2 separate regions of the Mus musculus genome follow, and region 2 is linked to region 1. The links are chromatin contacts, found by Hi-C or POLR2A ChIA-PET in ENCODE. All regions are on one chromosome and are shown on one strand. Each heading gives the region's core, a stretch centred on a gene start or an enhancer-like site at or near the end of the contact. The rest is flanking DNA. Distances are from core to core; before and after follow the strand shown.

Region 1 (3,818 bases), core at 363-2,862:
CAATTACTGAGCTGCAACCCTTAATCTACTCTTCTAACTGCTGTCCTGGCTGCCTTCCCAGTGGAAGTTGCAGTTTCTCCTGGCCACATGCTCATGGTCCGTCTGCTCCAGGGCAGCTTCGTCCTTTTTTTCCCATTCCTCCTCCTTGTCCTGGTGTCTCTTCCTTCTCTCTCTTCTCCACCTCCTACCAGCTAACTCAAAACTCACCTGCCTCAAATCCCTCCAGTAATTGGCTGTAGCCAATTTGATTTATCCAGTAGTTTTAAATCAAGGAACAAGGTTTACACAACAGAACCTTGTAAATGTGAGAAGTCAGTAGAGAGTCTAGACCTTTGAGTAGAGAATTTAGCATAACAAAACATAGCAACACACCGAACCTCAACACATACACATATTAGAAAACTTGCTATGCTCAGAAATTCTGTCCTTGTGGTTGCTGACAATGCCTTCCACTGCAATATTCAGGAGGAGGACAGACCACTCATGACCTCATTCTAAACAGACATGCCAATCAAGTGTCCAGGTGAATGTACTGCTTCTTGACTCTAGTTTCTCTAAATCGAGGAAGGTGTTCTGCATCCATAGGTAAACACACTCCCTGACAAAGAACTCAATAGGGACTCTGCACAGTCTTTGCTCTGAAACAGCTTCCTTTTGAATCATAATATATCAGGGAAGTATGAAGCCTTTTCTGCAATGGGGTTTGTAACTTTGACTCAAGCTTGAACTTCACAGGAATAAACCTTCCCAAGAAGAGATGGGAATTCTCAATATTGTATGTTTCCAGTGTAACTTCTTTAATATACCGACCTCATTTGGCAATGCTATGAACATATTTCTGATACCTTTGTATTCAAGAAGGAATTATCTCGGTGTTCTGCTTCGGAGAAATAACGGAAGTTCAAGGCGGATACCACTGATGTTCAAATATTGCCAAATATGAACGATGACAGGCTCACATGAGAGACGGAGAATTCAATACGGAACATCAAACCTAACACAGGCAGAAATCCTATAATACAAAATGGACCAAGAGTTAGGACATACACCACTGCGATCCCAGGAGCTCTGCTCCTCCTCTTGGGAGAGATGCAGAGGAAAGCAAGTGCTCAGAAAATACCTGATGGTTGCTGGCTTTGAATTCTAAGTCTTTTGTCTTAAGCACCTGATATGCTGCGTAGCAGGCAGGGTCACCAAGGATGGTTTCAAGAGCACCTTAAATTAGCTCTTGCTTCCATATTTTTAAGTAAAGCAAGTCATGAAAGTGCGAGTTTTCCATGTGGTAGTAAGATAGTTTAAAATCACGGTGTTCTAGCAGAAATAACTAAGAAACCTGATAAACATCACTGTGAAAGGGTCGACTCACAGGCTAACATTGCGTGCTGGGACCACAGAACTTTAAATGAATCCAAATGCCCTGTGACTGCCCAAGTGCAGAAGACTGTTTCTTCCCAACTTCAAGGAATCACAGTCAGGATACCAGCAGGTGAACAACCCAGTTCTGTGGGTTCATGGAAGTTCTTCGCACTGATTTGTGGGAAATGTAGTCCGGATGCCTGTGACGTCATCAGAAGGCTGGCCGTTGCTATCAAACTTCCGCATTTGATTTTCAAACTTAACTTCTCCCCAGAGTTAGGCGTCTGTCCTGTTGAAACCTTCGTTTGGATCTCTGACATGGAGGTTGGTGCAGGGAACACCGCAACCTTGCAGATCTGAGGGACTGTGCAGGGTGGCGTATCGGGCACGGAAGGAGCTTATCTGGGCTTGTTATGAGACAGGGCAAGCTGCTGACCTGGAGATGTTGTGCTGACCTAGGCTAGGGAAGAAAGTTGGAAACAACAGGATGGCAAGGGCAGGCTGGGTCTGCTGACTGCTTATTTCTGAGATGCTGAAAGGAGCGCACTCATCTTTACTGGGGAAATATGCTCTGCCTAGCTGACCCGTTCTCACGTGGCTGTAGTCAGATTCTCAGGAGATTTAGAACACTTGGACATCTAGCGCCTCCTATACTCTGTGTTCTATCTAGTACTGGAGTTTGACTTCACAAATCTTCCTAAAGTTCCTAGTGCCAGGGACAAAGAGTCCCGTGAGGGTGATTGTTGTGTGGAATGTTAGTTCCTTTTCCTTTGGAATAAAGTGTTAGATTTATGGATGCCTCGGGTTGAATAAGAACTCAGGATGTATAATCCTGTACCTGAATCACCACAATACATGGCTGTATAGCCACAGAGTAGTCCTGTAATTGATATGAACCAGTGTTTGCACAATCCAAATAATTATGAATTTTGCCCTTCTGCTAAAAAAAAAAAACACTAGACAATAATACTCAACAATTCTTAGTATGTGTTCTGTCCAAAATTTGGACTCCTTCTCAGATATGAGAGATGACTTGGTGAGATGAGAGAAATGGAACTCATGATCTCTGGAAGGGACTGGAATGTCTCTGAAAGAGAAAGGAGATGGCCCTCCTCTGGTCACATGATTTTCTTCTGTCTGTTCACATTATCAGAAATATCTAAATTCTCTTAAATGCACTCTGTCCCTGTATCTGGCACCCAGCTTTACTGCTGCTCACTGGACATTTCTAGAATGATTTCCTCATGTTTTCCTGTGGTTGTAAGAAAAATTCAGAAAGCTCTGGCACACTTGGGGTCTTATAATTTTCACATAGGTTCCTGTCCATGCAAAATGCAGTTCTCCTCTTAAAGGGTTAAGAGACAGTTTAGTCAGCCTTTTGAGTGGCCATTATCTGAGAATACAGACTTAGGTTAATCCAAATTCTGTGCTTCAACACAAGGCAGTTTCATGGTTTTACAGAACAGAGAATGTCATTAACCAAGGAAAATTTAAAATACATTGGTGTGTGTCTCATAGAGTCATCGGAGATATTCTATTTACCTAAGATACCATCTGATGAGGTTTTAGCTTTTGGACTGATAGAATTTCATGTTCTGCCTTGTCAGTGGATTCTGAGAGGTTTTTTATCTATTGTCACAAGCTGTGTGGTCCACTATAGAGTGAGGTAATGACTGTCCCTGAAGAGAAAACCAACCCAAGGTAAGACAGCTAACCCTGAACCTGCAGAATTCCAGGCTCTGCCCCTCCGTGAACTTCCACATGGGCCACCAGTGTCTGCACACAAAGACTCCTTGTAAGAGTTTTGCATTCACAGAGTACACACAGGTTTTTGTGTGTGTGTGTGTGTGTGTGTGTGTGTGTGTGTGTGTGTGTGTGTTTTGCAGGGTTTCTCCTCCACAGCTCCTATCACTATTTTCAGTGATCTTGCTTATATTGTCACTCCTCAGTCCAATTGAGTGTTAGTGAGCCGGAGCCTGGCTTATGGCATTGAAGTCTACTCCCAGAAAGCATGGGCTTCAGACAACCTTGTTCTACTAATGGGATTTTCAATGAGTTTCTTGCCATATCTAGAGTAATAGATATTTCCTAATAAATGTTGCTAAACTGTAGGAAAATTATGAGTATATGAAGTTGGAATCTTGTGCTGCCTTGTACATCAAAACATGTTCCTTACAATGTAGAGAGGGTACAGCCGCATGCTATATATAACTTCCAGGTACCAAATATTCATATATATTTTAAATTAAACAGCTCTATGGCAGATAAGTGAACTTAAGCCTAGTCTGTAACTCATTTCTGACAGCTCTGCTTTTTGAGGAGGAGTCAGGAATCCTGGGGTTCAAAATCACCCTCTCCTTCATAGTCAATTCATTGTGAGCCTAGGCTATTTGAGACACGTGGTTTAAAAAGAATATTAAAACGTAGGGTTTTTTTTTTAATGTGGTAATTACTTCTTCTGG
Region 2 (3,818 bases), core at 609-3,108, 120 kb before region 1:
GTGTCATTGTATTTTTTTCCCTAGTTCTATGATGACTAATATTATGGAAAGTCAGAAACAAGAGTGAGGCTGTTGAACAGTGTATTTATGGGTATTAATTAAACAATGTATAAAATACTTAGAGAAATTAAGATTGCAAACAAGATGGCCAGGGACAGGAAATGAACTATTATGGAAGCTTGCTGGCCATACATGCCGTAAAACATGGTTTTGAACACAAGAATACATGTAAATGTGAAAGATAAGTAGATGGCTGAGGAGTAAGCAAACGCAAATCAGATCCATATGAAGCAAAATCACTGAGTTCCACTTTGTGCTTCAGATTATTCAGAGAATCTTACAGACTTCTGTTCATCAGGTTCATGTAAAGGCCAAGTTCCAAAGTGAGGTACAGTAACTAAGAGAAATATTTCTGAGACTCACTAAAACTAACTTTCTTACATGTAACAGTAATCTTCAACTCCAATAGTCCCGTACAAAAACACATACAATCCAGTTATTATATTTATAAGCAATAAACCTAGATTGGCAGAACTATACTAACTTATCCCCAGCTAGGAGACCGTTGGTTATCTGCAGTTTCTCCTGGTCACGTGGTTCAGCTCCATCTTAGCTGCTGCTTCCTCCTCTCCTGTCATCTCTCCCTCCCCATCTCTCGCTCTCCAAGATCTCCTCTCTCACCTTTCCTCTCCACGGCCCAATCACAGGCTTTTGCTTTTATTGACCAGTAAATGGGGAGAAGATTCACAGGAGAGCACCTGAGTACTTGATCCACCACTCTCCCGGGGGCCACCCCTCTTGAGGATGCAGAATTAACATGAAAATTCAAACAACATCAGGACAACCCACAACACTTACATAAGCTAAAGGTTGAAAATATGGACAAAGGATCTGCGATGGATCTGGGCGATCTTTACTGATAAACAACAGAGAGGAGGACTTTAAAATTGTTCGATACTCCGGAGGCAGAGGCAGGCAGATTTCTGAGTTTGAGGCCAGCCTGGTCTACAAAGTGAGTTCCAGGACAGCCAGGTCTAAACAGAGAAACCCTGTCTCGAAAAATCTAAATAAATAAATAAAATTGTTCGATGATTTAGTCTGTTTCTCTTGACTAACCTCCGACACGAATGGATTCCAATATTCACATGAAAACGATTTCCTGCAGTGGCTTGTGATCTGTGTACGGCTTGTAGTTGATTTCTAGAAGAGCCATTGCACAGGGCATCCAGAGTGATGGCGCTTAAGCCTTGTGGTGATCTCCTGTAAATAATCCGTGATTGTTACCTAAAATCCATGGCATTGTCTTCTTTGGGAATATCAAAAGCTTAGCATAACCTCAGTTATAAAACAATCCTGGTAAACCCGACACATTGGCTGTCAGTCCATCAGAAGCTGATTCCCCGGCGGCTTTTGCTAAAGCTTATCACATCCTGGAGTGTCTCTATCTCTTACCATCTTGGTAACTCAGTACACTGACAAATATTCACACAGGGTGTCAATACAGGAGAACGCGGCTCACTTAAGTATGTGCAGTACTGGGTATTAAGCCAAAGCCTTGAGGCAGTTTCCTCAAATAGCTGTAAATTTCACCGGAAATGAAGAAATTAAGAACTTTGCCAAGAAAATCCTCTGCCCCTTTAAGCTGGACCACAGAAACTGAGGAATGCACTCGGCTCGTTAGAACTGGGCTCAGTTCGTGGCCTCCATGCTTCTTAACTAGGCGACACTAACTAGGTGACAGACATCAATGCAGAAATCCAGGACCATTTTGTAGTACAACTCACTCTCCTAAGACTCCTGCAACGCCATCGCACAGACTTGTGGGAAATGTAGTCTGTAGCACGGTGACGTCACAGATCGGTACTTTGGTAAACAAGAGTTCAGCTTTTGGTAAGCATGTGCGGCTCTTATCCAAAGCTGGGCCAGACTCTGGTCCTGCTGTGCTCTCCCGTTGGATCTCTGACATGGAGGTTGGTCCAGGGTTCAGTCACCCCAGGGTCTGTGCGGGGTGCATAGGTCCGGAGGGAACAGGGACCGGGTGGAATGGAAGCTGGGAGGAGCTGATTTGGAGGAGCTTTCTGGACAGGGCTGGTGAGAGGGCGCTGCGGGGGTTAGTGGGACTGACCTCTGTTTAGACCGACAGAATTCAAGGAATGGAGAAGCTTGTAAGTTCAAGGATTGCCTAGGCAATGTTGGCTGGGTGAAGGTCTTTGCCTGGTCATGGTGATTCTGGGCGTTCACTTTCCAGCTTTCTGGTGGAAGTATTAGCTGGGTCACTCTCACGTGGATGTTACTGGATCGCTCAGTATGTTTAGATAAGAGGAGATCTGGTCCTTTCTGTACTTTATGGCTGTCTGTTACGGAGTTCAGGACCACTGAGAAAGATCACCAAATAAAACTAGGAATTAAAAGGTAAAAAACAAACCAACGAAACAAAACTGCTTTATTTAGAGCCACAATCTCCTTTGCCAGTTTGAGAACTGCTGCAAAAGGGTAGACAGGGGTTGGAATTCTTTAAGTCACAAAACACAGTTGTCTCAACTTGGGATGGTCTGCTTCATAAGGCATTATATTTTTTGTTTGTTTTCTGAGCAAGCACAGCTAAGAGAGATTAAAAAAAGCAGAATGCATGTCCGGTTACTATTGTTTGCTGTTTGTTTTTGTTGCTGTGTTGTACAACGCTCAGTTGGAAATGGAGCTAGTCTTTAATTCATCGCACATGCAGTTATTCTTGTCTTGCTTTGAGGTGACAGAACTTGCTAGGTTCCAGGGTCAGAGTCCTGAAGGGAGCATTGGTGTACGTGATATTTATCCCACTTTCTTTGAAATGAATTGTGGATTTAAAGAAGATTCACTTGGAATAGGAATCCCTCATGGAGGCTGTTCAGTTCCTCACTTGAAAGTAGCTTGACACCCATGTTTGCTAAAAGGATATTGAGCTGTTTCTCTTTTTTTTTTTTTTTTTTTTTTTGGTTTTTTCGAGACAGGGTTTCTCTGTATAGCCCTGGCTGTCCTGGAGCTCACTTTGTAGACCAGGCTGGCCTCGAACTCAGAAATCCGCCTGCCTCTGCCTCCCGAGTGCTGGGATTAAAGCCGTGCGCCACCACGCCCGGCTTGAGCTGTTTCTCAATGGAGGATTAATTAAAATCTTCCTAAGAAAGACAGATTTTAAAAAATTGCCTCCAGGGTTAGGAACCTTAGAGGTTGTAAAGCATGGGATTGTAAAATCTGTCACAAGGTGTTAACAAAGGACACCAGAGGTGCCCTCACTGTAAGATTGCACACACACTGCCTGTTTCAGTTCCTGACCCTTGGTCAAACTCTTTCGTAAATGTACAGTTCAGATTTGTGGATTTTGTGAATGAGCTGTCTGTCCTGACTGACAAACCTGTTGAACCAAACATCTGTATTTACAATAAATTCTCTGGGCTTTCAGATATTGTGGCTTCTCTGTTCTCTCCTATCTGAGAGACTGGAAGTCTGGCCCTGCTGTGAAAATTTTTTTTTTCCTTCAACATCTCAATGTTAGCTTCTGGTTTTCAACTTCATAACAAAATGTCTACCACTCTGAACTGAATCCTCACACTAAGGCTCCCAAAGGGAGGCAGAACAATGCCATCACAGGATACTCTGAGCTTTGTTCCAGCAAGGTTAATCCTACAGTGCTGAGTGAAAAATAATAGAAGCTACCAACTCTCCTGTTCCACCCGAGACTGTGAAGTTGAGAGCGTGTGAACCCCTTCCGGGATGGAGACATGAGCTGGTGTGAGGACTGATGTGGGCTTAGGGATTTTACTGATTTGAGGGTGGTGAAGGTC

The links. A loop is a pair of places that touch in the nucleus more often than their neighbours do. ChIA-PET counts read pairs that join two places held with the same protein, here RNA polymerase II (POLR2A).
Region 2: a map of heart shows a loop between it and region 1 (1.8-fold over the local background). The contact joins the promoter of Zfp874b here to the promoter of Zfp953 in region 1. A Hi-C loop is called at or near these places in 1 of 37 maps with a recorded cell type or tissue (heart). POLR2A ChIA-PET finds 5 or more read pairs at or near these places in 2 of 5 experiments (Patski and embryonic stem cell).

The regions. Positions count from the first base shown.
Region 1 is chr13:67,358,366-67,362,183 of GRCm38, reverse strand. Zfp953 (zinc finger protein 953) reads left to right here and starts at 1,612. Exons shown (of 4, transcript NM_001038651.3): 1 at 1,612-1,680. The coding sequence starts at 1,675. It overlaps Gm17039 (predicted gene 17039), which reads right to left and starts at 1,519. Exons shown (of 2, transcript NR_167764.1): 1 at 1,121-1,519; 2 at 1-1,012.
Region 2 is chr13:67,482,293-67,486,110 of GRCm38, reverse strand. It overlaps Zfp874b (zinc finger protein 874b), which reads left to right and starts at 1,858. Exons shown (of 4, transcript NM_001076791.2): 1 at 1,858-1,970. The coding sequence starts at 1,965.